Regions from separate parts of the Mus musculus genome. Here all the other regions are linked to region 2. Evidence: chromatin loops called from intact Hi-C (ENCODE). Cell type or tissue: heart. All regions are shown on one strand. Region 1 holds the start of Clec4g (C-type lectin domain family 4, member g). Region 2 overlaps Cd209g (CD209g antigen). Region 3 holds the start of Ctxn1 (cortexin 1).

The links. A loop is a pair of places that touch in the nucleus more often than their neighbours do. Peaks named below come from ENCODE experiments on the same cell type or tissue, not always from the same donor. Only the 100,000 strongest peaks of a DNase experiment are listed, where the experiment ranks them.
Region 1: a loop joins it to region 2, with 3 times the contacts of the local background. A loop is called at or near these places in 12 of 42 quality-filtered maps.
Region 3: a loop joins it to region 2, with 6 times the contacts of the local background. A loop is called at or near these places in 7 of 42 quality-filtered maps.

Annotation. Positions count from the first base shown.
Region 1 is chr8:3,715,420-3,723,419 of GRCm38, reverse strand. It overlaps Clec4g (C-type lectin domain family 4, member g), which reads left to right and starts at 2,769. Exons shown (of 9, transcript NM_029465.3): 1 at 2,769-2,829; 2 at 3,834-3,944; 3 at 4,599-4,652; 4 at 4,798-4,860; 5 at 4,974-5,078; 6 at 5,593-5,682; 7 at 5,855-6,003; 8 at 6,111-6,226; 9 at 6,864-7,349. The coding sequence starts at 2,775. The coding sequence ends at 7,005. Gm16553 (a long non-coding RNA gene) reads right to left here. Exons shown (of 5, transcript XR_003947358.1): 3 at 4,726-4,858; 4 at 4,512-4,636. In heart, a CTCF peak has its summit at 4,696; DNase peaks (open chromatin) are centred at 4,689, 5,669 and 5,899; H3K27ac peaks cover 490 bases.
Region 2 is chr8:4,135,686-4,143,685 of GRCm38, reverse strand. Cd209g (CD209g antigen) reads right to left here. Exons shown (of 8, transcript NM_027343.3): 5 at 7,690-7,776; 6 at 7,307-7,458; 7 at 6,787-6,899; 8 at 5,979-6,425. The coding sequence ends at 6,284. Among named protein-coding and RNA genes, the nearest start is that of Cd209g, 5.0 kb to the right of the region's middle. In heart, CTCF peaks have their summits at 1,762 (motif pointing right) and 3,454 (motif pointing left); a DNase peak (open chromatin) is centred at 3,415; H3K27me3 peaks cover 1,036 bases.
Region 3 is chr8:4,255,379-4,263,378 of GRCm38, reverse strand. Snapc2 (small nuclear RNA activating complex, polypeptide 2) reads right to left here. Exons shown (of 5, transcript NM_133968.1): 5 at 7,159-7,898. The coding sequence ends at 7,573. It overlaps Ctxn1 (cortexin 1), which reads left to right and starts at 4,105. Exons shown (of 2, transcript NM_183315.2): 1 at 4,105-4,328; 2 at 4,732-5,733. The coding sequence starts at 4,750. The coding sequence ends at 4,998. It overlaps Timm44 (translocase of inner mitochondrial membrane 44), which reads left to right. Exons shown (of 13, transcript NM_011592.2): 11 at 1,382-1,471; 12 at 2,757-2,867; 13 at 3,124-3,648. The coding sequence ends at 3,243. In heart, a CTCF peak has its summit at 4,938 (motif pointing right); DNase peaks (open chromatin) are centred at 4,088, 4,498 and 4,908; H3K4me3 peaks cover 2,121 bases; H3K27ac peaks cover 2,566 bases.

The DNA of each region.
Region 1 (8,000 bases), 420 kb after region 2:
CTTAATTGTTTCTGAGACTTCTAAAACTGAAGGCACATCCAAAGGGGTTTTACAGAAACCATTAACCAGACGGACATAAAGAAGATATACTCCACAGGATGCCAAGTGCAAAAGCAGGAGATAAGATATTGACTGAGTTTGTCTAAATAAAACTTCAAGGATGGCTTAGTCTTAAACTCTCCATGCCCCTGTAACACAAATGGTGAATATCAAGCCAGATAATTGCACGTAGGCATCCCCTATTACAACCTCCTATTCAATTTGTGGTCTCAATTCATGTGCCAACTCACAGTGAGCTTTTCTTTCATGTGAACACAACTTCTGAAAGGTGTACAAGTGCTGATAGCAGAGACAGGCCTCTCTCCCCTACTTTCCCAAGACTTAGGCCCTCACAAAAGCTGCTTTAAGTAGCCTCCCGCTACTCCCTGACGACACCTGACTGGGACTTTAATATGGCAAAAGGTAAGGGGCACCTGAAGGTCCACCACCAGGCTCCACTGTCTCAGGGGGCTGCATGACCACCCACACATTTGACCAAGGTACATGAGGTTAAGCAGAGAGCAGAGCGCCAATATACACCCTATGACCCCAGCAGCACTGTGACTATGGCTTTTATAGACCAGGCTAGCAGAAATATCAGGAAAAAGTGCCAAAGGCTAGAAAGACAGGGTAAATCATTGAGGGATTTAGTGCAGGCTGCTGAGAAAGTCTACCCTAAGAGGGAGACAGAGGAGGAAAAGGAGCAGAGACAGAGAAAGAAAGAAAAGCGACCCGGAAGGAATCTACAGAGAGTCCTGACTCTCGGGTTAGAGGATGAATACAAGTTGTTTGAGACCTTGGACAGGGCACCCCAGGAACTAGACTGGTGATTCTAGGCCTTTCCCCAGGCCTAGCCTGAGATGGCAGGGATGGGGAGGGCCACCAACCAGTCCCCTATCCATATGGAGCTCAGAGCCCAAGCCTCCCTGGTGTCTGTGTGCCAATATCCTATATTGAGGGAGGCCCAGAACGGAATCCGGCCCCACATTACCAGGCTCCTGGAACAAGGGATCTTATGGAAATGCCAATGGGCTTGGAATACTCCCGTCCTGCCTGTGAAAAAACCTGGGACCCAAGACTGAGGAGGACTATCCAGAGGTGACTAAACTCCTCTTAGAGGAGCTGAGAGGCTTAAGATACAGAGCCTCAGCCACGAAGGCCCAAATCTGCCAGAGAAAAGTAAGTTATCTGGGCTACCTGCTGAAGGACAGCGGGTTCTGCTCTCCAATGCTGGCTCATAGAGACCATCCTGGACACGGACTTTGAGACCAGCCTATATTACTTAGCCTTTAAGAGACCCTGTTTCCACATGAAACTCAAGAAGAAGAAAGACCAAAGTGTGGATACTTTGTTCCTTCTTAGAATGGGGAACAAGATACCCATGGAAGGAATCACAGAGACAAAGTTCGGAGCTGAGATAGAAGGAAGGACCATCCAGAGACTGCCCCACCCAGGGATCCATCCCATAAACAACCACCAAACCCAGACACTATTGCATATGCCAGCAAGATTTTGTTGGCAGGACCCTGATATAGTTGTCTCTTGTGAGGCTATGCCAGTGTCTGGCAAATTCAGAAGTGGATGCTCACAGTCATCTATTGGATGGAACGCAGGGCCCCCAATGAAGGAGCTAGAGAAAGTACCCAAGGGACTAAAGGGGTCTGCAACACTCTAGGAGGAACAACAATATGAATTAACCAGTACCCCCAGAGCTCGTGTCCCTAGCTGCATATGTAGCAGAGGATGGCCTAGTCGGCCATCATTGGGAGGACAGGCCCTTGGTCTTTCGAAAATTATATGCCCCAGTACAGGGGAATGCCAGGGCCAGGAAGCAGGAGTGGGTGGGTTGGAGAACAGGGCAGAGGGAGGGTATAGGGGACTTTTAGAGAGGAAACTAGGAAAGGGGATAGCATTTGAAATGTAAATGAAGAAAATATCCAATAAAAAATGTAACTTCAAATATATCACATTGCTTTAGGTAGTAATTACATAATTTAACAAAGGGAACCTTACAATAAACTTTTAAAAGCTTTAAAAAAGAGAGAGAGACCCTGTTTCCAAAAAAAAAAAAAGGTGGATGGGGGTCACCATGACAGCTCAATGAATAAAGGAGCTTGCTGCCAAGTTTGGCAATTTGGCTTTGATCCCAGAATCCACATGGTGTAGAGAGAAAACCAATTCTCACACGTTGTCAGGTGAATGTACATTAGAGGGATCTCTAATCCTATGCAAGAACCCAAAACACACAATATAACTAAATAAATGCAATATTTAAAAGATAAATGGTGCCTGGGTAACAACACTCCAATCTGTCCTCTGACCTCCACAATCACACACATACATACATTTACACAGAGAGAGACAGAAGGTTGAGAACCACTGGTATAAACCAAACACATATCTTCTTGGCACTGTGTGTATACATTATGTATGTCTCCTATCTGTGCATGGGTGCTGTGTTCCTGGTCTATGCCTCCATAGACACCAAAAGATGAGTCGTCACACCTTCTGTGCAGGAAACACAGCTACAATGATCAAGCCACAGAGGTTTGATCTGCCCCTCACAGTCCTAGCCTTGCCCAGCACTGCGACTGACCATTAGCTGGCTTCCTACACAAAAGTATTGAGGCCACCGACATGGAAAGGAAGGAAGGGAGGGAGGGAGGGAGATAGGATAGGGCTAGGGTGGAGACTTAAATTTATATCTCTGTCCAGGGCTGGACGCCACCACCACCATGAACACTGGTGAATACAACAAGCTGGGCAGTGCAATTGAAGAGGTCTCCAGAGGTAGGAGAAAGAGAATCACCCCATCGTCCTCCATGGGTTCTTCTGTTCTAATGTTTGCAGTTTGGGAGGGCTGGGGAGAAGAAACGGCAAAACCATACAGGAGACACCACTGTATGGACAGAACTGTGGAATGGTGGTGCCCGCAGCACAGGCATGGGGACATCACATCCTGGAGTGAGGACTTCCCAGGGTCCTAAGGGCTGGGTCCTGGGTCCTGGACTGAGAAACAGCATCACCCAAGTCTCCCCCAGAAAACCTGTGTGGGGACAGGTATCACTCCAGCCACAGACACCTTGTTACATAGATTCTGGTTACACTGGCATAAGAATTCTAAGACTGCTAAATATGCAGCTGGAGCCATGGGTCCCTCCATGTGAACTCTTTGGTTGATGGTTTAGTCCCTGGGAGCTCTGGAGGGTCTGGTTGGTTTATATTGTTGTTCTTCCTATGGGGTTGCAAACCCCTTCAGCTCCTTCTTCAGTCCTTCCTCTAACTCCTCCATCGGGATCCCCATGCTCAGTTCCGTGGTTGGCTGCAAGCATCAGCCTCTGTATTTGTCAGGCTCTGGCAGAGCCTCTCAGGAGACAGCTATTTCAAGCTCCTGTCAGCAAGCACTTCTTGGCATCTGCAATAGTGTCTGGGTTTGGTGGCTGCATATGGTAGTCTCTGGATGGCCTTTCTTTCAGTCTGTGTTCCACCTGTGAAGGCTCAGTGCCCCAATGTAGGGGAAGTCTAGGGTGGTGAGGTGGGAGTGGGCAGGTGGGTATGGGAGCACCCTCATAGAAGCAGTGGGGGGTGGAATGAGATGGGAGTTTGTGGAGGGAAACCCAGGAAGGGGGATAATATTTGAAATGTAAAAAAATAAAATAGCCAATTAAAGACTTTTTTAATTTTTAAAATTAAATTTAAAAAAATTCTAACTATGTTGTGTGGTGGTAGGAGGGTACTTAAGCTGTCTGTACCTCTGTCCTGGAGAGAGCCAGAATTTATCTGTGTTCTACTAGGGCAATTGGGACGTTGGGAGTGCTACAAACAAAGACTTTTCTTCCTGGTCTTGGCTCTGCTGGTGGCCACAGTTCTATGGGCTCTCATTCTGAGCACCCTACTGTCCAGTGGTGAGTGATGTATTTTCATGTGTACATGTCTGTGTCTGAGGGTATGCCGCGGGTGTACAAGTGCCCACAGTGGGTAGATGGCATCAGATCCCCTACAGCTGGAGTTGGAGACACTTGTGAGCCATTGCATGTGGGTGCGAGTGCTAAGAACCAAACTCAGGTTCTCTGGAACAGCATCTCTGAACCATCGCTCCACCGGAGTGATCCCTTTACAGGGACAAGTTATGCTGCCTGGCAGGTAAGGCACAAACTTGCTTCCTATGCGGTGCACCACATGGGGTCCTGGATAGCAATGAGTATAAACCATGGTTCCCATGGGTTTCACCAGGTTTGCCTGAGACATCGGAAATCATATGGATTGTATGATATGATTTTTATGTTATGAATGGAAATTCAAAACAGCAAAAAAATTAAAGTTATAAAGTAACAACGAAAATAATTTTATGGTTAGAGGTCACCACAACATAAACTATATTAAAGGGCCACCGCATTAGGAAGGTTGAGGACCACTGGTGCTTGGCACTGTATTATGCATTTTGTATGTCTCCTGTCCATACCCGGACATACCTGTGCCTCCGTGGATAACAACGTACGTGTCCTCACACACTCTGAGCAGGCGGAGGCTTCACAACTCATGCTTGCATCTCTCTGCAGCCTCCAGCAAGCTCAGGGTGCTGCTCAGCCACCAGGACCTGCTGAGGACAAATGGTGCGTGAGGAGCTGCAGCGCAGGGCGGCAGCGCACCCTTGCGGTGGGAGGAGGAACTGCCAGGGAGGAGGACCTGGGTAGTGAATAGCTGAGGCCGCTGCAATCGGGTTGACTGGTTTGTGTGTGGTGGGTGGGGTCTTTCCAGCCTCAGAGCAGAAGATGACGTTGAGTTCCCTGAAGGATGATATCGGAGCCTGCAGGAATTGCTGTAAGAAAGAGGGGTTTGGTGAAAACTTGAAAGTTGAGGGGCTGGGAAATGGGGCAGGTGGTTTGGGAGAGGCAAGTGGGGGCAAGACTGGTTTTTGCCCCATCCCCATATAGGCTCCGTGACAAAAGCGCAGTTGCAAACCACACTGGCGGAGTTTAAGGACATACAAGCAAAGTTGATGGAGCAGGAGAGCATCCTGAAAGAACTGCAAGAGCGTGGTGAGAGCTGAACACAACCCCCTGGTCCCCGACCTTCATCCCTAATCATAGCCACACCGCTTCTTGGTAGTCCAGTCCTGGACCCTCAGGTCTCTGGTGACTGAACCCAGGACTTCGAATGCTAGGTAGGCTTTCCACACCTGAGCCGTGCCCAGACCCTCAAAGCAGGATTCTAAGCAGGTGCTCTACCTTTGAGTCGCTCTCCCAGACCCTTGCTGGGGGATTCTAGGCAGGTACTCTAATACCAACCTTATTACCAGCACTCATTTTATGTTTTGAGACAGGCTCCATTAAGTTACCAAGGATGGTCTTAAACTCTCTGTGTAGTCCAAGTTAGCTTTGACCTTACAATCCTCCTCTACCTCAGCTTTCTGGAGTAACTGAAACCGCCACGTTCAAATTGATGTTATTCTTGACCGTGACACCATGAACTGACCATGGATATATATTTTGACCTATACATAAGTCCCGGTCTTAACCTCAACTATAAATGTCCACTCTTCTGACCTTGTAGTGACCCAGGACTTGGCTAAAGCAAGCAGAGACCGTGAGAACATCCGCAGTGAGCTGTTCCAGGCACTGGAAGCTGTCAAGCGCCAGAACAGTGAGCCAGAGATAGGACGAGGGGTGGGGGAGGAATGGACCCAGCTGAGGGTTTTCAGTGCTTCTCTTTCCACCAGACATTCCCTTGTTTCTCTGGAACCCCACACCATCCGTCAAATTCCAATGGTCCCTTCCTATAACGGTCTATCTCTCTGACCCTCCCCACCCAACAGGCTCCTGTGAGCAGTGCCCACCATCATGGCTACCCTTCCAAGGTTCCTGCTACTATTTCTCTGAGACACAGGCCACATGGGATACAGCACAAAGCTACTGTGGAGGCCAGGGTGCCCATCTGGTGATTGTCAGAGGCCTGAACGAGCAGGTGCTCAGCTGGGACTTGGAAGAGGAGAAGCGGGGTTTGCCTGAACTGGTGTGGCCCAGAACATTTGGCAGACTTGGCCAGCTGATGTGTCTACCCACTCCTTCCAGGGCTTCCTGAGTCAGCACACACGTGGCCGGGGCTATTGGTTGGGTCTGAGGGCAGTTCGCCACCTCAACAAGATTCAAGGCTACCGGTGGGTAGATGGAGCCTCACTCAACTTCAGGTAAGGAGAAGGCCCCATGAAAAATTTGAAGAGGGTTGAGTTAGACCCTGTGGAAAATGCTTTTGGATATCTAAAGACTAAATTCCTGAGAGAAGATTGGTGTTGATGTTTTGGTGCATATGTCACTGCACAGGTCCATTCATGCCCATGCAAAGACTAGGGGGAAACTCTGGGTAGTCTAGTCTATCATTCCTTACCTTACTCCATTAAGACAGGCTCTTTCGGTGAACCTGGATCTAGGTTGACTAACAGTCAGAAAACCTCAGAGGCTCTCCTGTCTCCAAACCTTACCCTGCTTGGGTTATAAACACTTGCACAACCATACAGAGCTTTTTATGTGACTACTTGGGATTTGAACTCAGGTCTTTGTACAACAAAGCATTATAACAAGCATTCTTTTCCACTGAGAAATATCCTCAGCCCCTGAAATAACATTTAAAGAATGGATATGCTAGACCCTGGGAATTAACTAAGGGTTAAATTCTGGGTCCGTACAAATATACACTGCAGATATAAACTCAATGTAGGCATTCAGAATGTCTAGAGCAGAGCCAAGCAAACAAGCAAGGCCTGGGAAAGGAAGCTTGACCCTAGGTCTATCCTCAGTCCCAGTAACACTCCCACTGAACTACCACAGCCACTGGAACTCTGGAGAGCCCAATGATTCCAGAGGACATGAGGACTGTATCATGATGCTGCACTCGGGGCTGTGGAATGATGCACCATGTACCAATGAGAGAGATGGCTGGATCTGTGAGAAGAGGAGCAGTTGCTACTAAGCCTAGCGCCCATTGCCTCGGGGTGAATCAGAAGGGTGGCTCCTATTCCTTGAGCCCACTACCAAGGCTGTTTTTCCTAATGCACCATTAATAAGAGCCACTCAGCCTGACCAGTGCATGCTTTAGTGACCCCAGCTCTAACTCACAAGACAGTTTAAACCTTCCATCTAACCTGTCAGTCTCAAAATCACTGCTCTAAACCCTGATGGTCTGATCCACTGCCTGTTTCCTAGACACAGTGTTGGAGTTGTTCCATCTTCCTGCATCCCCCTATTTTACCCTCTGACTTGGAGATTTCTTCACACACAGAGAGAGCATCAATAAATGTTTGAAAAAGTAACCTATCCTCCAGATCTGTATTGGAAAAGAATGATCTCTGTAACCCACAAAGGAACATACTTTGTAATTTACTTTCCAGGAAGGATGTGCTAGAACCAAAACTGGGCTAGCGACTACTCAGTGGCCTCTGTCTTTTATCTATAATATAAGTGATGACTGCATCTCACCCCATTAGTGGAAGCTCAGTTTTACACTCTGACATGACAACTAATTGGCACAAAGAAGGAGGAGGTTCAGATAATATGGGTCTCTATCAGGCTGATTACCTTTAATACTGAATTTTTTCCACAATTCTCATCTCTTCATTATGCATTATTTAAATCATACACCTCAATTTTAAGAGGCAACCTTGACTGCCATTATGGAATCAGGACAATGGCCAATCTGTTTTTTTCCAGCTGGAAGGGATCATTGGGCATGACCATCAGAGTATCATCTCCAGTGGGCTTAACTAAAAGACCCCAAGCTGCATTGATGGTCCAACTTGTGTAACTCTAAGGTGGAGAGAGAAAAGAAGGCCTTTGTCTAGTGCCTGGACAGAGATGTGAAGGAGAAATGAAGGCAACAGTTCTTAACATTAAAAGTCTGAGGAGGGAACCAGGAAAGACCAGAACAGAGATACTTTGTAAGTGTCCAGATCAACGTCCATTAGAATA
Region 2 (8,000 bases):
AGCTTGGTTTATGATTGTTGTTGTGTTCTTATTTTTGGTACCTGGATAAAACTTTAAAGCTTCTTATTTGAGGAGTACGGTCATTTCTTTAAAGATCTAGTAGAATCAGCAGTGCACCCACTTGTGTACCAGGAGTGTTTTCTCCATGTGGTGTGTGCACAGCGGTGCTCACATATTGTGGAGAACAGAGGAAAACTTTCAAGAGTCAGATTTCTTTTTTCTCCATGTGGGCTAAGGGGACCAAACTTAAATCTTAAGGCTTATCAGCAAGTGTCCTTACCAGCTGAGCCACATCACTGGGTCTACAGTAAGCATTTCATTCATCAATTGAACTTAAATACTTGATATTTTATTAAGCTCTTATCTTACCAATGTACTTTTAAATATGTGTTTAAAGAACATGGATTTAGAGTCTTCTAACATTTGCCTATAAAACCAAGACTAGCTTGGGCTACAGGAAAACTTGTCTCAAACAAAACACAAATAGAACAAACACCCCTTTTAAAAAAGTCCACCTAAACCAAACCACACCTACAGCACTAAACAGTGATATGTAAGAAAAAAGTGAAATGGGTGGATGTTTATCCTTTTGCAAGACAAATAATTCTTTCCTTCTATAGATTGCCTTGGTAATGGTGTTTTATTGCAGTCACAGAAAAGTAACCAGTAAAACTCCTAACACAAATAAGCAAAAAATGTAAAACCAGAAATGCTAACTTGTTTGGTTTTGATCATTACAAACTGGGGATATATAATAAAAGATCCATTTATATACATGTGTATATATGCCAGCCATTTTATATTTATACACTTATTTATAATTTATTTGGGATGTGGGTAGATGGGCATGCACATGGGGACAGAGCATGTGTGGGGATCAGAGGGCAATTTGTAGATATGAGTTCCCTTCCTCCATCATGTGTTTACAAGGATCAAGCTCAAGTCTTCACTCCCCTTACCTGCGGAGCGGACTCATCAGCCTCTAGTTGTGCTCACAGAATTTTCTACAAATAGTTTGGGATGCTCACATCTGGCTTTTTGGACCCTGGCTGATATGATGGTTAATTTTCATTGTCAACTTAATTTGTGATCACCTAGAAGACAAGTCTGGTAGTGTCTTTATATTTACTAGTCAGGGTTCTCAATAGAATAAATCTCTCTCTGAAACTATATATATTAACATATATATAATTGTTATATATTAATAGCTATGTGTGATCCAGCTAATCCAACAATTGCTGTCGATGAATAGAAAGTTCAGAATCCAGTAGTTGCTTAGTGTACAAGGCTGAATGTCTCAGCTGGTCTTTTGTAGACATTGGAACCTCAAAGGAGTAGGTTTTAATGCCAGTGACGACTTGCTAGCAAGGCAAGGAGCAAGCAGACAAAGAGCAAAAGCTTCTTTCCACGTCCTTACATAGGCTTCCAGCAGAAGATGTGCCCCAGATTAAAGATGTGTCTTCCTGTCTCAAGATACATATGAAAGGCATGTGATCAAAACCTCAAAAGATTCACACTAGGAATGGATTTACCCGCTTCAAACCAAGCAAAACTCTCACAGTGTGCTCTCCATTTCTGGAGTTCATCCCGATGCAGTCAAGTTGGCAATCAAGAATAGCCATCAGAGTGTCTGAGAGTGATTTCAGAGAAGCTTAATTTTTTTTTTTTTTTTTTTTGCAGGGGAGGCCCATTTTTTAAAAAAAGATTTATTTATTTATTATATATAAGTGCACTATAGATGTCTTTAGACACCAGTAGAGGGCGCCAGATCTCATTACAGATGGTTATGAGCCATCATGTGGTTGCTGGGATTTGAACTCAGAACCTTCAGAAGAGCAGTCAGTGCTCTTAACTGCTGAGCCATCTCTCCAGTTCCAGGAAGGGCCATTCTTAAGGTGGGTGGCACCATCTGAAGGGCTGTACTCTAATCCTGAATTTAAAAAAACGCAAGAAAATGTGTTCAATTCTGCCTGCTTCCTAAGTGCAAATGCAATGTGAGCAGACATTCTGGGCACCGCAGTGGGTTTTACCCTCAAGTGAAGAACCACAATGAACATTTCCTTTGCTTTTGTCAGGTGATGACTACAGCACGGAGGAAGATAGCACAGTGGGCGGGTGTCTTAGGGCTCCACCACTGTGATAAAACAGCGCTGCCAAGAGCAACTCAGGGAAGAAAGTTTATTTCATCTACACATCTATCTCACAGTCTCTCCTCAAAGAAAGTCAGGGTAGGAACTCAAGGCATAACTGAAGCGGAAGCCATGGAAGAACATTGTCTCCTGGGTTACCCAGTCTGCTTTCTTATACACTCCAGGCCCATCTTCCCAGCAGCAGCACCAATCACTGAGTAAGAAAATACCCTACAGGCTTGCCTATAGGCCAGTCTTGTGGAGGGATTTTCTTTCTTTTTTTCATTCATTAATTAATTAGTTAATTAATATCCTGATCACAGTTTCCCCTGCGTCCTCTCCTCCCAGTCCTTCTCTTTCTCATCTCCTCCCCAGACATCCTTCCTTTCCCCTCAGAGAAAGGGAGCCATGTAGACATTTTCTAATCAGGGTTCTTTCTTCTCAGATAACCCTAGCTTGTTCAAGTTGATAAAAATACCAATCAGGGCAATGGAACCTTTGTCAAATTGTCACATAAACAGAGTCATTGCTAAACCATAACATTATCTTTCTTGTTTATCCTCAAGATCTCATGTCAATATTAATGCCATAACACAAAATAGTTCAACTTTTAAAATCCCAGGTTCCTTCCTTCCTTCCTTCCTTCCTTCCTTCCTTCCTTCCTTCCTTCCTTCCTTCCTTCCTTCCTTCCTTCCTCCCTCCCTCCCTCCCTCCCTCCCTCCCTCCCCCCCCCCCTCTCTCTCTCTTTCTTTCTTTCTATTCAAGCACTTTGGAAATTCAGCCTCTTGCCTGGATGGTGGTGGTGGTAGTGGTGGTGGCCTACGCCTTTAATCCCAGTACTCAGGAGGAAGAGGCAGGTGGATAACTGAGTTCGGGGCCAGTTTAGTCTTCAGAGTGAGTTTCAGGACAGTCATGGCTACCTTGCCTTGAAAAACAGAAGAAAACAAAAAATTCCAGTCTCTTTAAGACATCCAAAGTCTCTTTCAAAATTCAAGGCCTCTCTAACACTTCAAAGTCTCTTTAAAAATCGCTGTTTGCCTCAAATATTCAAGGACTCTAAAGTCGCAGTTTTCCTAAGCTGTATCCAAGGCTTTGTAACTGTAGGCTTCTGTATACTAAAAAAAATTAAATTCTTTGAACTCCACACGAAGCAGTAGCCAGCGAGGTGGGAGGTACATCATCAGGCAATGCAGAGAGGGTTCCTGATCAAGGAGCTGATTTTCCCTGGGACAGGCTCTCTCTTTGGTCCTGAGGTCAGCGAGTGAAGCAAGGTAACCGTGAAGGCAGAGGCAGAAAAGCAAACAGAGCAACGCTTTCCGTGATGTCTGGCGCCACCCAGAGGACTGAGGGGGAATTTCCCTCTAAGAGTCTAAAAGCTCCCTGAGCGCTCGCTTTCTCTCTCTCTCTCTCTCTCTCTCTCTCTCTCTCTCTCTCTCTCTCTCTCTCTCTCTCTCTCTCTCTCTCTCTCTCTCTCTCTCTCTCTCTCTCTCTCTCATTTTCTTCCCTTCCTTCTTTCTCTCTTTCTTTTTCTTCCTTTCTCTCTCTTTTTCAATAATTTTTTATTCACTTGAAATCCTGATCACAGCCCCCCTCCTTCCTCTTCTCCAAGTCCCATCCTAACAAGTCCCTCCTGCCACTTTTCCCTCCCTTTCTCCTCAGAGAATGGGAGCCCCTCCCCCTTGGGTACTGTCCCACCCTGGGACATCTAGTCCCAGTCGGACTAGGCCTAGCCAGATAGTCCAGGTAGGGTGAAGGGGATCCAATGGCAGGGAACAGAGACCAAGATAACCTGTGTTTTGCTTGATAGGGGACCTACATGAAGACCAAGCTGCACACTTGCTACAGTGTGTAGGGCATCTAGGTCCAGCTCCTGCATGCTCCCTGGTCCAGTCTCTGTGAGCCCCCATGGTCCCAGGTTAGTTGACTCTGTAATTCCTCTTGTAGTGTCCTTGACTCGTCAGGCTTGCTCAAATCTATCCTCCACTCTTGCATCTTCCCAAGCTCTGCCTGATGCTTGGCTGTGGCCTCTGCATGTGCCGCCATCCACTGCTGGATGAAGCCTCTCAGGAGACAGTTATGCTAGGGTCCTGTCTGCAAGCAGAGCATCATTAAGTATCAGTAGTTGGTTCTTTCACAGGGGATGGGTCTCAAGTTGGGGCAGTCATTGGTTGGCTGTTCCCTCAATCTGTGCTCCATCTTTACTCCTGCACAACTTGTGTAGGACACATTTTGAGCTGGAGGTGTTATGGGTGGATTGACACCCCCTCCCTCCTCTGGAAGTCCTGTCTGGCACAGGAGATGGCCACTTTAGTCTCTATATCCAGCTATATCACTCCTGGGCATATACCCAGAAGATGTTCTACTACACCACAGGGACATTTGCTCAACTATGTTCACAGTAGCTTTATTCATAATAGCCAGGAACTGGAAACAACCTAGAAATCCCTCACCTGAAGAATGGATAAAGAAAATGTGGTGTATTTACACAATGCAATAGTATTCAGCTATATAGTAAGGCATCATGAATTTTGCAGGCAAATGGATGGAACTTGAGAATTTCATCCCAAGTGAGGTAACCCAGAGCAAGAAAGAACACTTATAAGTTGCTATTAGCCATAAAGTACAGGACAATCATGCTATAATCCACAGACCCAAAGCAACTGCATAATAAGAAGGTCCCAAGGGAGAGTGCACAGATCTCACTCAGAAGGGGAAACTAACTAGTTATTTGATGGATAGAGAGAGGGACCTATGAGTGTGTGGGAGAGGGGAATGGGGATGGTGATCAGGCATGGGGAGAAGGTGGGCAGGAGAGGGCTGGGAGTGAAATGGAAATCGGTGGAGGGGGACGAGGGGGCATCTCTGGTGACAGGCCACAGGCCTGGTAGTGGGGATGATACGGGGAGTCTATTGGGACCCCAGCTGAGGTTCCTTAGGTTTCAGATACTAGGGGAGGCTGAGCCTTTGGCATCACCAGGAAAAGGGCCTTCCTGGCTGGGAGACAGTGGGCTTGGAGACAGCGTCCCTGAGGGAGAGATGCTGGGAGGGGCTCTTTATCCTTTGCCCGGCCTTAGGTGCCAGGAGAAACAGGCTCACGGTAAGGGGAGCACCAGGTGACACTGGCTTGCTCCTTGAGGACATGGAACCTATTGGGGAGGTGGAAGAAGCACATGACACCAGGCAGAAGGTCGAGCCAAGACAAAGGGGGGGGGCAGGAAGCATGGTCTGGGTTTCTGCAGCCTGTGGCTGAAAGCACCTTGAAGTTTGGGTGGCTCTTTGTAGCCTTGGGGAGCCCAGAGGGCTGGTCATTCCTCCACTAGTTCCATGGAAGTTTGTTTTGAGAGCAAAGGATGTGCTAAGCTCTAGAACCACCAGATGATGACTGTGGCATTTTATTTGAATGCTAGGTACAGAAACCTGGAAGAAATGCTTGGGGGTCTGTGAATAAAAGAATGAATGAACTAATGAATGAAGAGAGAAATAGAGGCATGTGGAGATGGGAGAGACAGACAGACAAAGAGAGAGAATGTGAAAACATGAATGTGAATGAGAATGCACCCAGTGGGTGTTCAGGTACCAAATCAGTGTTTTTAAAAATATTCACCCAGGTGTAGTGCTGCATGCCTTTAATTCCAGCACTCAAGAGGCAGAAGCAGGCAGGTCTCTGTGAGTTCAAGGCCTGCCAGGAACACATAGTGAGACTCAAACAAACCATAAAACAAATTGCTCACAACCCAAAGATGTTGTAGACACTAATATACTAGCTAACATGAAACATTCCAAAGTTTTACCAATGAAGACAGAGTCAGAAATAGAGAATCCACTAAATACAACACATCAAACCATGTATACACTTAATAGTTTATTATTTTATTTGGGTGCTGGGGATGGGACTCAGAGAGCCACCCATGCTAGGCAAACTGGGGTGTATCATTGAGCTATACCCCAGCCCCAAGCGGGTGTGACTCTACTGAGGGGATTTGTGGAACTGAAATCACCCACAGAGGAAGAGGGAAGCGCTGCAGGGTAGGGTGCCTCAGGGACTCTCTCAGGATCTCAGAGGTCTCAGAACAGGGGCACTGGGATGAACAAGGCAGCTGGAACGGGAGCAGAGTGCCCCCAAGTTGCCTGTGTGGCTAGGGGAGCACAGACCCTCAGTAACCAGGGCAGGGAGCCGAGGGCTGCTCACAGACCCAGAAGTTGTTTGCAGTACAACGGCTGTCATTCCATTTATCTTCTGCCATTACCACGCAGTCCTCGTCCCCTTCATTATTGGGCTCCCCTTCTTTCCAGAAGCTGTAAACATTACTAGTTATCAGAGACAGCCATCCTGCCCAGAACCATCCACTCCTCATTCACTGCAGAAGTCCTGGGTCTTGGGCTTTCATAGTCAAAGTCTGAGGACCAAGCCAGTGGACAGGAGTCCAGGGCAGGGCTTAGCAAAATGTGGGATCTCATTTTGGTCACCACATCATCCCCACGCGAACCATGCCAGCAAGGTGAAAACGCAGATTCTGGGGACTCAGACTTAGGCTCAAAAGACAGAAAGTCCAGGGATGTGGGGTCCTGGATTTAAAATGTGCCTGGTGCTTTCCAACACTGAAGACCGTGTTTAGAGTGAGGGCCATCTCCCTGCCCCATGCCTCTGAGGGTTCACCTGAGTTTGAGTGGGGTGTCATCTACCCACTGCCAGGAACCTTCACTTCTGTGATCGCTGAGGCCGATCCAGGTGAGCTGATTCTTTCTGATGTGCCAGTATTTGAGGAATTGCTGAATGGAGGTGGGAGTCAGGAGGATGGACAGGAGGATACCTCCACCCTCCAAAATCCCACTCTTTCCTGCCTTCACGCATGTTCTTTCTGAACTCAGGCCTATTGCTGTTAATCAGGTTTTCTGGCATACGATTGCATCCATGGGTGGGGGTTAAAGGGCACACAGGAGGAAATAAGTTAATTTACATCTCAGTTCACAGGTGTATCTCTGGAGGGTTACACGATGACTCAGACTTTCTCTACTCCCTGCAGGTCCAACTGCTTTCCCTCTGCTCTTCCCCCAGAGGACCTCCTCACTCCATTGTGCTTCCTCCCACAGGAAGCCCTCCCAGACAGCATCTCCTTCACATCCCACAGCTTCCTATCATCTAGAGTCCAATGCCCAGGACAGATGGACCCACTCACCTGCTCTGAAACACTGTTGACAATCACCAGGTGGGCCCCGAGATCCTCGCAGGAGGAGGCAGAGGTTTCCCAGCTGCCCAGGGTTCTGGAGAAGAGGTAGCAGCTTCCCTGGAAGAGCTCCCAGTCCCAGGGACAGGGCCGGCACAGGCCAGCTACGGAGCAGACACTGAGTTCAGTGGCTGGCTTCTCTTCTCCCTTCTGCCTTGGACCTTAGAGCCCAGAGCTGGTCTCTTATTTTTTCAGTTATCCACTCAGAGCTCCCCAAACCCAGACCTCAATGCATGTGCTCTGTCCTGCCTGCCTCAGTGGAAGCCCTAGAAGGTGGATGCCAACCCATCTGATGACCCCTCTGCTCTGTCCTAACTCAGGCCTTGGAGTCTCACCCAGCGAGGCGTTGAACTGAGTCAGCTGCTGCTGAATCTGCTGGATCTGCTCCAAGCCGGAGTGTGTCTGCTCCCGAGGAACGGCAACTACAAGGAGAGGTTGGCAACAATTAAGCATCAACTGCGTGCCTGCTCCAGAGCTGGACCCATGAAATCACACTGGTGGTCATATTGACCCCAGGACCCCATTTCACAGACCACAGCACTGAGTCTCAGACTCTGTTAGGCCCAACAGGTCTCTGGCCTCCCCCATCATGCCATGCATCCAGCACGCCTGTGCCCATGGTTACCCGCCTCGTACAACCTCAGAG
Region 3 (8,000 bases), 120 kb before region 2:
TTTGGAACCACGAAGTCCTGGCTGATCTTCTCTATCCAAGAATAGCCTGGTACCCCCAGAACACAGCTGAAATTGTAGTTGGCTTCCAGTAAGGTGTTTGTAAAATGCTGCCTTGAGGAAGCGCTGGGTGTGGGGCATGGCACTTCTACCTCATGTGCCAGAAGCCACGAGTTTGCTCACTAGCACTGACACACCAGCTGTGGAGACCATGTCTACCATCCTGGCACTGGGGAAGGAGAAGCAGCAGAGACATCGTTTTTTCATGGTTTTGTTTTTTTTAAGATTTATTTATTATGTATATAGTGTTCTGCTTCCATGTATGCCTGCAGGCCAGAAGAAGGCACCAGATCTTATTATAGATGGTTATGGGCCACCATGTGGTTGCTGGGAATTGAACTCCGGATCTCCAGCCCCAGGCTCATTTTTTGCTTCATGGCTACCTTGAGCTACATGAAACCCTTATCTCTATAGCAATAAACAGCAGAAACCCACCAGGTAGGGTTGGCACTCCTTTGTGTGTGTATAATGTGTTTGTGCCACAATGCTGTGTGGAAGCCATAGGACAGTCTCCAGTGCTGATCCTCATCTCTTATCTTGTGTGGGACAGGGTATCTTGTTCACCACTGTGTGTGCACCAGGCTGGCTGGCCAAGGGTTTCCAGAGCTCCTGTCCCCACTTCCCATCTCACTTCAGGAATGCTGAGATTACATACGCCCAACTTTACATGGATTATGGAGATTTGAACTCAGGTCATCATAATTGTGCAAAAAGTGCTTAATCACTGAGCCATCTCCCCAACCTAGCACTACTGCTTATTCGAGCCACTCCCACTTCTGTTCAGCATCTGTTATTTCTGAAGTCCAGAAATGCCTTCAGGCCATTTCCTGTCTTAGTTGACTCCAAGCTCAAACTGCTCTCCTTGTGGCTACATGTCCCCCAGGCTCTTGGGGCAGTGGAGGGTGGCACGTTGGATGTTCTGTGAGAGAGGCTACTTAAGCTGTGAGTTCTAGGGCAGCCCAAAGGGTTGGGACAAATCCTAGAAACGGCATTTGAATCCAGGCCAAGATTCCAGGGGAGGTGAATCTGGGAACAGTAGAGATCAGCCAAGAGTCCCCCAGCTTACCCTGGGAGTGTACTTCGGATGATGCTGTGAATTACCCACTACACTGATTAATACTGATCCTACTTGGACGTATGGCTCTTTCCATAATGAGAAGTGTGCAGGTCTGGCCAGCCAAGAGTGGCATCCTTCTGGGCTTGGACTTGTGCTCTTGGCTTCTGCCAGTTTGGGTGTTAGGGCATATAAAAGTGGCTATACCTCTGGGTGTAACCCAACCCCTATCAGTGGCTGACTACATGGGCATATTGCCTCTCATTGCAGACCTACAGCCAGCTGGCCCACCCTATCCAGCAGGCCAAGGCTCTGGGCTTCCAGTTCCACTCCCGAATTCTGGACATCAGCAATGTGGACGTAAGTCATCCCCAAGGAAGCAGACAGTCAGAGTGAAGCAGCAGCTGACATAGCCTATAAATGAAGCCAGACCTGCCGATCCCCCATACTCACGGCAGGGCTGCTTGGGCTACAGAGTGAGTTCCACACTCATCTAGGTAACTTTGTGACACAGTTTCAAAAGAGAAAGTAAGACAAGGCCTGGGGATATGCCAGTGCTAAGAGTCCTGGCTTAGCATTTGTAAGGCACCGGCTTGAATTCCTAGGATGGTAACAAACAAAACTGTTGACCTGCCTCTCAAAGCTTTCCGTATTTCTGCGCTTGAAGTGTAAGTGATTTCCAGCCAAACAATGTGGCTTGAGTGATTGGTTGATGTTTGGTTGGTTTTGAGGAGAGGGCTGGTCTGTGTTTGTGTGCACATATTAGCACACATGCTATTCATACAAAAAATGAAAAATAAAAACAAAATTCTATGCGGTGAGCCAGGCATCGAGAGACACACCTAGAATTCAAGCACTCTGGAAGTTGAGGCAGGAAGATCCCATGAGTTTAAGGGTAATCTGAGCTAAATGACTTTATTGTAAAATACTCTTTGTTAGTGGGTGTGGTAGCTCATGCCTATAATCCCAGCATTTGAAGGCTGAGGCAGTGGGATTCAGGCCATTCATAACTATATTGTGAGTAAGGCCACCCTATGTTACCTGAGACCCTGTATCAAAATAAAAATAGGCTTTGCATTACCTATTAATTACAAAATGAAGCTAATTTTGCTTACCTGTACTTGGCTAGGATGCTTATTTCATTTGGTGTTTTAATGAGTTTTCCATGATACTTTCAAGCGTGTTTATCAGGACGCAGCTCATCCTGCATCCAGGATCCTGTGTTATTGGGCAGGTGCTGAGCCCTTGAGCTCCACTGGCAGTGGTGCCCCTGCCTCTGCAGCGTGGGCCCCTAACAGGCAGTTCAGCTTCCGTCACCAGAACTTCTTACCTCGTAGGAGCTGCAGGCAAAGTGGAGCCAACTTCCTGCCTTCCTTCACCCCTTGGTTTTATGAACCTGCATGGACCCAGTCTGGGAACAGAGAAATCCCACAGTTGAAGGCCTGGAGTTGCCCATGAGAAGGAGCTCATTGGAAAAAAATCACTCCTCTAAAGTCGGGGAGGGTGGTACCATACCTTTAGCACGGCAAAGTGTCAGACTATAGGACAAGTACAGAGTGCAACTTTGGGGCGTTTCATCTCCAGGGTTGTGAGCATTGGGTGGAGGTGTACAGTTCTGAGGCCTGTACTTGTGTGTTTCCTGCAGCTGGCCATGGGCAAGATGATGGAGCAGGGCCCAGTGCTGATCGTTACCTTTCAGGCCCAGGTGGTGATGGTGATCAAGAACTCCAAAGGCGAGGTGTATGATGGTGACCCGGTGAGTGGTAATCAAGGGAATGGAGGTTTGGGAGTGCTTCTCACATACAGGGCCCTGTGCATTGCACGCCTCCCCAGCACAGAGCCAGGCAGAAGCACCACAAGTACGAATTGAGAGCTTTTTGAAGTCAGAGCACCGTTTCATCTGACCACTGACCAGAGCCAGCAGCCCGGGAACCCCTTCCCTGTCCCCCTCAGTAGCCCTTCTTTCTGTACACCCACCAAGCCTGACCCCTCACCCTGCCCGGTCTTCACAGGACAAGGTGCAGCGAATGCTGTACGTGTGGGCACTCTGCAGAGACCAGGAGGAGCTCAACCCTTATGCTGCCTGGCGCCTTCTGGACATCTCAGCCTCCAGCACAGAGCAGATCCTCTGAGGGCAGCAATGGAGTCTAGGCAGCTCGAGGCTAGACCATCATGGGACAGACACACAGAGACACTTTGCCACATCTGATACAGCTGTGAACAAGCTTCTGCCCCAAGTTCTTCAGGGCAGCTGTGAAACCAGCTGGACAAGGGAAGAGCTTGGGGTGTCTAGCAGGATGGGGACTGTCTCCCAGTGCGTCCGTCACAGGGGTTGCTGGCAGTGTCAGAAGGCCCCAGCCCAGGACTCCTGTCGGGTGAGGCCTGGCCTGCTGTTCTAAGTAGTCCACTGGCATTGCCTTCCAAGCCACTTTAGGTCCTTTTGTTTTGTTTTGTTTTTGTTTTTAAATCAGTGCTCTTACTTCCTGTACATAAGCCTAAGATCTGGACCTAATAAAACACCAAAGCGCAGAAGAGCAGTTTGAACGGTTTGAAGTGTACCTCTCTGCTGGGAAGGCTGGGACTGAGGGCCTGTCAGAGACCTAGGTCAGTGAAGGATTGTAGCCAGAGAGAGTGCTGCTTTCTCGGGCCAACACCCTGCCCTTTTGTGGGAAGAATAAGCATCCCAGCTGTCTGGGGTCTCAGTTGAATTCGGGGTTCCCTAAGGCTTCGGGGCTTAACTAACAGAGACTGGGGTAAGGGGTTGCCCGGGAAGAATACGGATACAGACACCGAGGTTAGGAGAGGCTTCCGTGGGAGAGGCGTAAATGCCCATGTCCTGGCGAGGTCCTGGGTGCTCTAGGAGCTGGAAGCTGAGGCTGTCTGGGCTGGCACAGCGGTGGGAAGGTTCAGCCTTCCGATAGGCAGGCCGGGGCGGGGTCACAAGCCCAGGCACCGCTCCTAACACAGCCACCACCCCCTCGCAGCCCCGCCCTCGTCGCCATGGGAACAGCCGCGGCGGCTGGGCTGGCGCGCGGCTCTCCTTCCTCCCTCGGTCTCCACCGCTCCAGGGGCGGGTGGGGTGGGCTGAGCCGGGGCTGCCACAGCCTCCGCCGCTACCACTGCCACCCGGGAAGACCAGAGCAAAGCAGCGCACGAGTTCCGAGAAAGAGAGAGAGAGAGGGGCTGCAGGGCGGCCGGTCCCCGTCTAGGACCAAGGGTGAGGGGGGCGCGTTGTAGCCCGGGAGTCGGCTACGGTGGGGGAGGGGGGTCTTGGGCCTTGGAGAACAAAGGGAGCGGGGCGGGGACCAGTTCAAACAGTGCAGCTCTGGTCTCTGTCCCAGCGCGATCGCACCTGTTGTGCGCGGGCTGGGCAGATCTAAGCTGACCTGTCCCGGCTCTCAGCGACCCCACCTGCGCGCACCGCTGGAGTTGAGTCCCCGCGTGGCTGTGGCGGCGGAGCGCACAGGCGGGGCATGGGCGTAGCCCGGAGACGACAACACGGACAGAGATGATGCTGTGGGATACAGCAAAGGGGCTACTCCAGAAGGGGTGGATGGAGGTGCAGGAAGGGCATAGCCTCATCCCCGCGGACCCCGGGGTGGGTACCCCTCTCTCCTCAGAGCGCGGCGATGTGAGCTATGAGTTCGGCGTGGACACTATCACCGGAGCCGCTGCCGCCGTCGACGGGGCCCCCGGTGGGCGCGGGCCTGGACGTCGAGCAACGCACGGTGTTCGCCTTCGTGCTCTGCCTGCTCGTGGTGTTGGTTCTGTTGATGGTGCGCTGTGTGCGCATACTGCTAGACCCCTACAGCCGCATGCCCGCCTCGTCCTGGACCGACCACAAGGAGGCGCTCGAACGCGGGCAGTTCGACTATGCGTTGGTGTGATGGGGAACCAGTCGGGGCAGGTCCTTAGGGTCATCCCCGTGGAGGGGTGCCACCAGCCTGGACTGTGCTCAGGGTTATGCCTAGATGCCCTAGCTCGAAGTTGAGGGCGTTCGGAGAAGTCCAGTCCTTACCTACCTTAGCTACCCATCTTCCTTCCTGGCCAGGCCAGAACCCCACCTGGTGCCTTTATCTACCCTGTCCCCTTCTCTCTACATACTTATCCTCATTGCTGATCCCTCAACACTGAGTCCCTGGTGAGTGAAGGACCCCGCACCAACCTCAGCTTTCCCCAACTACCAGGCATGCTACATTCTTTCCTGGAAATGCGGACACCTCTTATCTCTTATTTCTTTGTTATGGTCATCCTCAATTTCAGTGCACTCCTTGAGTCCTGGCCCTGGCAGGCAGGCTTTCTTCGACTCACATTGGACGCTGCCTACCTATAATGCACGGTACAGTTTGCCTCAGAGACAGACCCAGAAACCCCACCATGGCTGCTGCTTGTGTTGATAATATCTGGCACTTTATGTGCGGGAGTACAAGCAGGCTCATCCCCTTCCCAGACTCGGCCCCAGCACAGGTTAGAGTGCCTTTCCTTTGTCCCACCTCTCCCATGTCCCCCTTGTCCCCATGCCCTTCCCTTGCCTTTCACACCTCCCCGCCTCTGAACCGTGGCAATTATAATAAAAGCTATTATTGAGTGCTTACTGCATGTGAAGCAGATTGCTGAGTTAACCAGTCCTGTTCTTAGCCTGTTTGCTTCTGAGGGTTTGTGACAAACAGCCAACAAGCCAAGCTCCTGTTAGGATCCCCCATTCTACAAGCCAGGGGACGACTGGAAGTCCAAGCCGCTAAAATAACTTGCCCCCAAGCCATTGATCTGGAATCAAAACCCACATCTGCTCTTGCCTTTGACTGCTGCCTAATCCTGCAAACACCCAATTTCATACACAACCCTTCAGTAGCTTTGGAGGTGGGGGGCTAGTAACCACCTCCAGCCCCTCCCCCATGGTATAGTTGAGACAACCCCACACGGGGGGGGGGGGGACTATGGGGAGTTAGCCTAGAGGTTATTTTCTAAAACCATACCTATAACCCCCAAACTCCTGAGCCTGGTCCCTCTTGTCCCCATCCAGTGTGTCTTAGAAGCTGTGGGTTTGGCTTTGTGAGGCTGTGACTAGGGAGTGGGCTGGCTTGGCTCCACAATCTGCCTGGGAGATGTGTTGAGATCCTCAGGGAGCCGTGTGCAACGTGTGTGGGGAGAATTGAGCTTTTCTATAAAAGGAAAGCCATGCGAAGGCACAGCTCAGAGAACAGAAATTTTACTCTCAACTTGTTAGGCTTGGGGGAGGGTGCTATGGTGGGAGGGCATCTGTTTCCCCAAAGAGACCTAGCTCCCCGGGCCTGTGCAGTACTCCATACCCACAGAGCAGGTGGAGCTTCTGTGGAAAGAACTACAGCATAAAGGGGTAAGTGGTCTTGGGGTTCAACCATAACCGCAGCCACTCCCTGCAGCTCTGTAGTCCACACTATCCTAAAGCTCCTCCAGGTCTGCCTCCCTCATCCCTGTATTTCTCGGGGTGGTTAAGGTTCCAGCCCCAGTTTCAAGAGACACTCCCTTCTTCCTCCAGCCCTCTCTCTGCTAGTCCCCCTGGCAGTCCTCTCCATGGAACCAGGGCTTTGCTCCATCAAGTGGGCCACACGGCCAACTTCAGTCATCTATAGAAAACTTGCCCCTAATACCCATCCCCACAGAACCAGCCCTGCTTTTCTCTTCCATCTACATTTGTCAAAGAACCATCCACATGGTCACCAAGGAGCTCCTTATGCCAGATTAAGGTCACTCCAGAAAACAGCTTTGTAAATTGCCATTAAGTTTGTGAGTGCATGATATAGGTGTACATGCATGTTTATATAGCATGTGTTTGGCCAAACAACTTTCAGGGGCTTTTTTCTTCCTCACCTTTACATGACTTCAAGGATTTGATCTCAGATGCCAGGCTTCATACCAAGTGCTTTACCCCTGAAGCTATTTCACCAGCCCAGGTACCAGCTTTTGCCAGTGACAGCACTATCTCCCCTGGCATTTCACTCCAGCTCCCAAACTGTGTCATTTCAGAGCCCCCACTCTTATCTTTATGTCAAAGGGGGAATCACAGCTAGGTAGATGATAGCTTTATTGAGGGTTACAGGACACCCCAGGAAAAGGTGAAGAGAACCATCCAGAGGTCCACTGAGGTGGGGAGAGTGTGCTGGGGGGGATCCAGATGCTAGAGCCACACACAAAGGGGTAATGATGTGCTGCTATTATGGCAGAGAATAGGCACAGTGGGCTAGAGACACTTGCCCCAATCTACCAGTGCAGGAATCCTGCTTTGTGTAGAGCCTTCCGTCTCTCCAGCCCTCATTCATCACAATTGTGCTTCACTTTCTAAGGCTGCTGGTGTATACAGCATCTGAAGGCTTAGCCTATGGCTGAACACTGTGTCAGGAAGTCCACAATCAAGTTCCAACACCAGTGGTGCTGGACTGATGTTCTGGGCAAAACTCAGCACATCTCGTCTGCTGTACTCTTCACCTCGAAGGGCTGGGGGCCTGGCTCACGAGGCCCAGGGGTACCAGGAACGGGTTCAGTGGGCAGATCCCAACTGCTTTCCAGGCCAGCCTCGGCTCTATGGGCTCAGAAGCTTGAGGACTAGCTTGGTCAGGCTCCTCTGGCCCTGTGGAGCCAGTCCCTCCATCTTCAGTCCCAGGCCTGGGCCTCTTCTCTCCAGGGAGAGCGGTCTGGGGAGCCATCAGTTGAGCATATGTTTTGGTCATATGTTCCAGCAGGGCCGTGCAAGGCAGGTGGGACAGTTCCTCTGGAAGTGCCATGAGCAGGTTAAGGACCACAGCTGACTCTGGTAGAAGGAAAGGAGAAGAATGAGAGGACAGGTTTTAACATCCCCCAGACAACCCCCTCGCAACACAAACACAGTATAGCCCTCTCCTCCCTAGTAGCT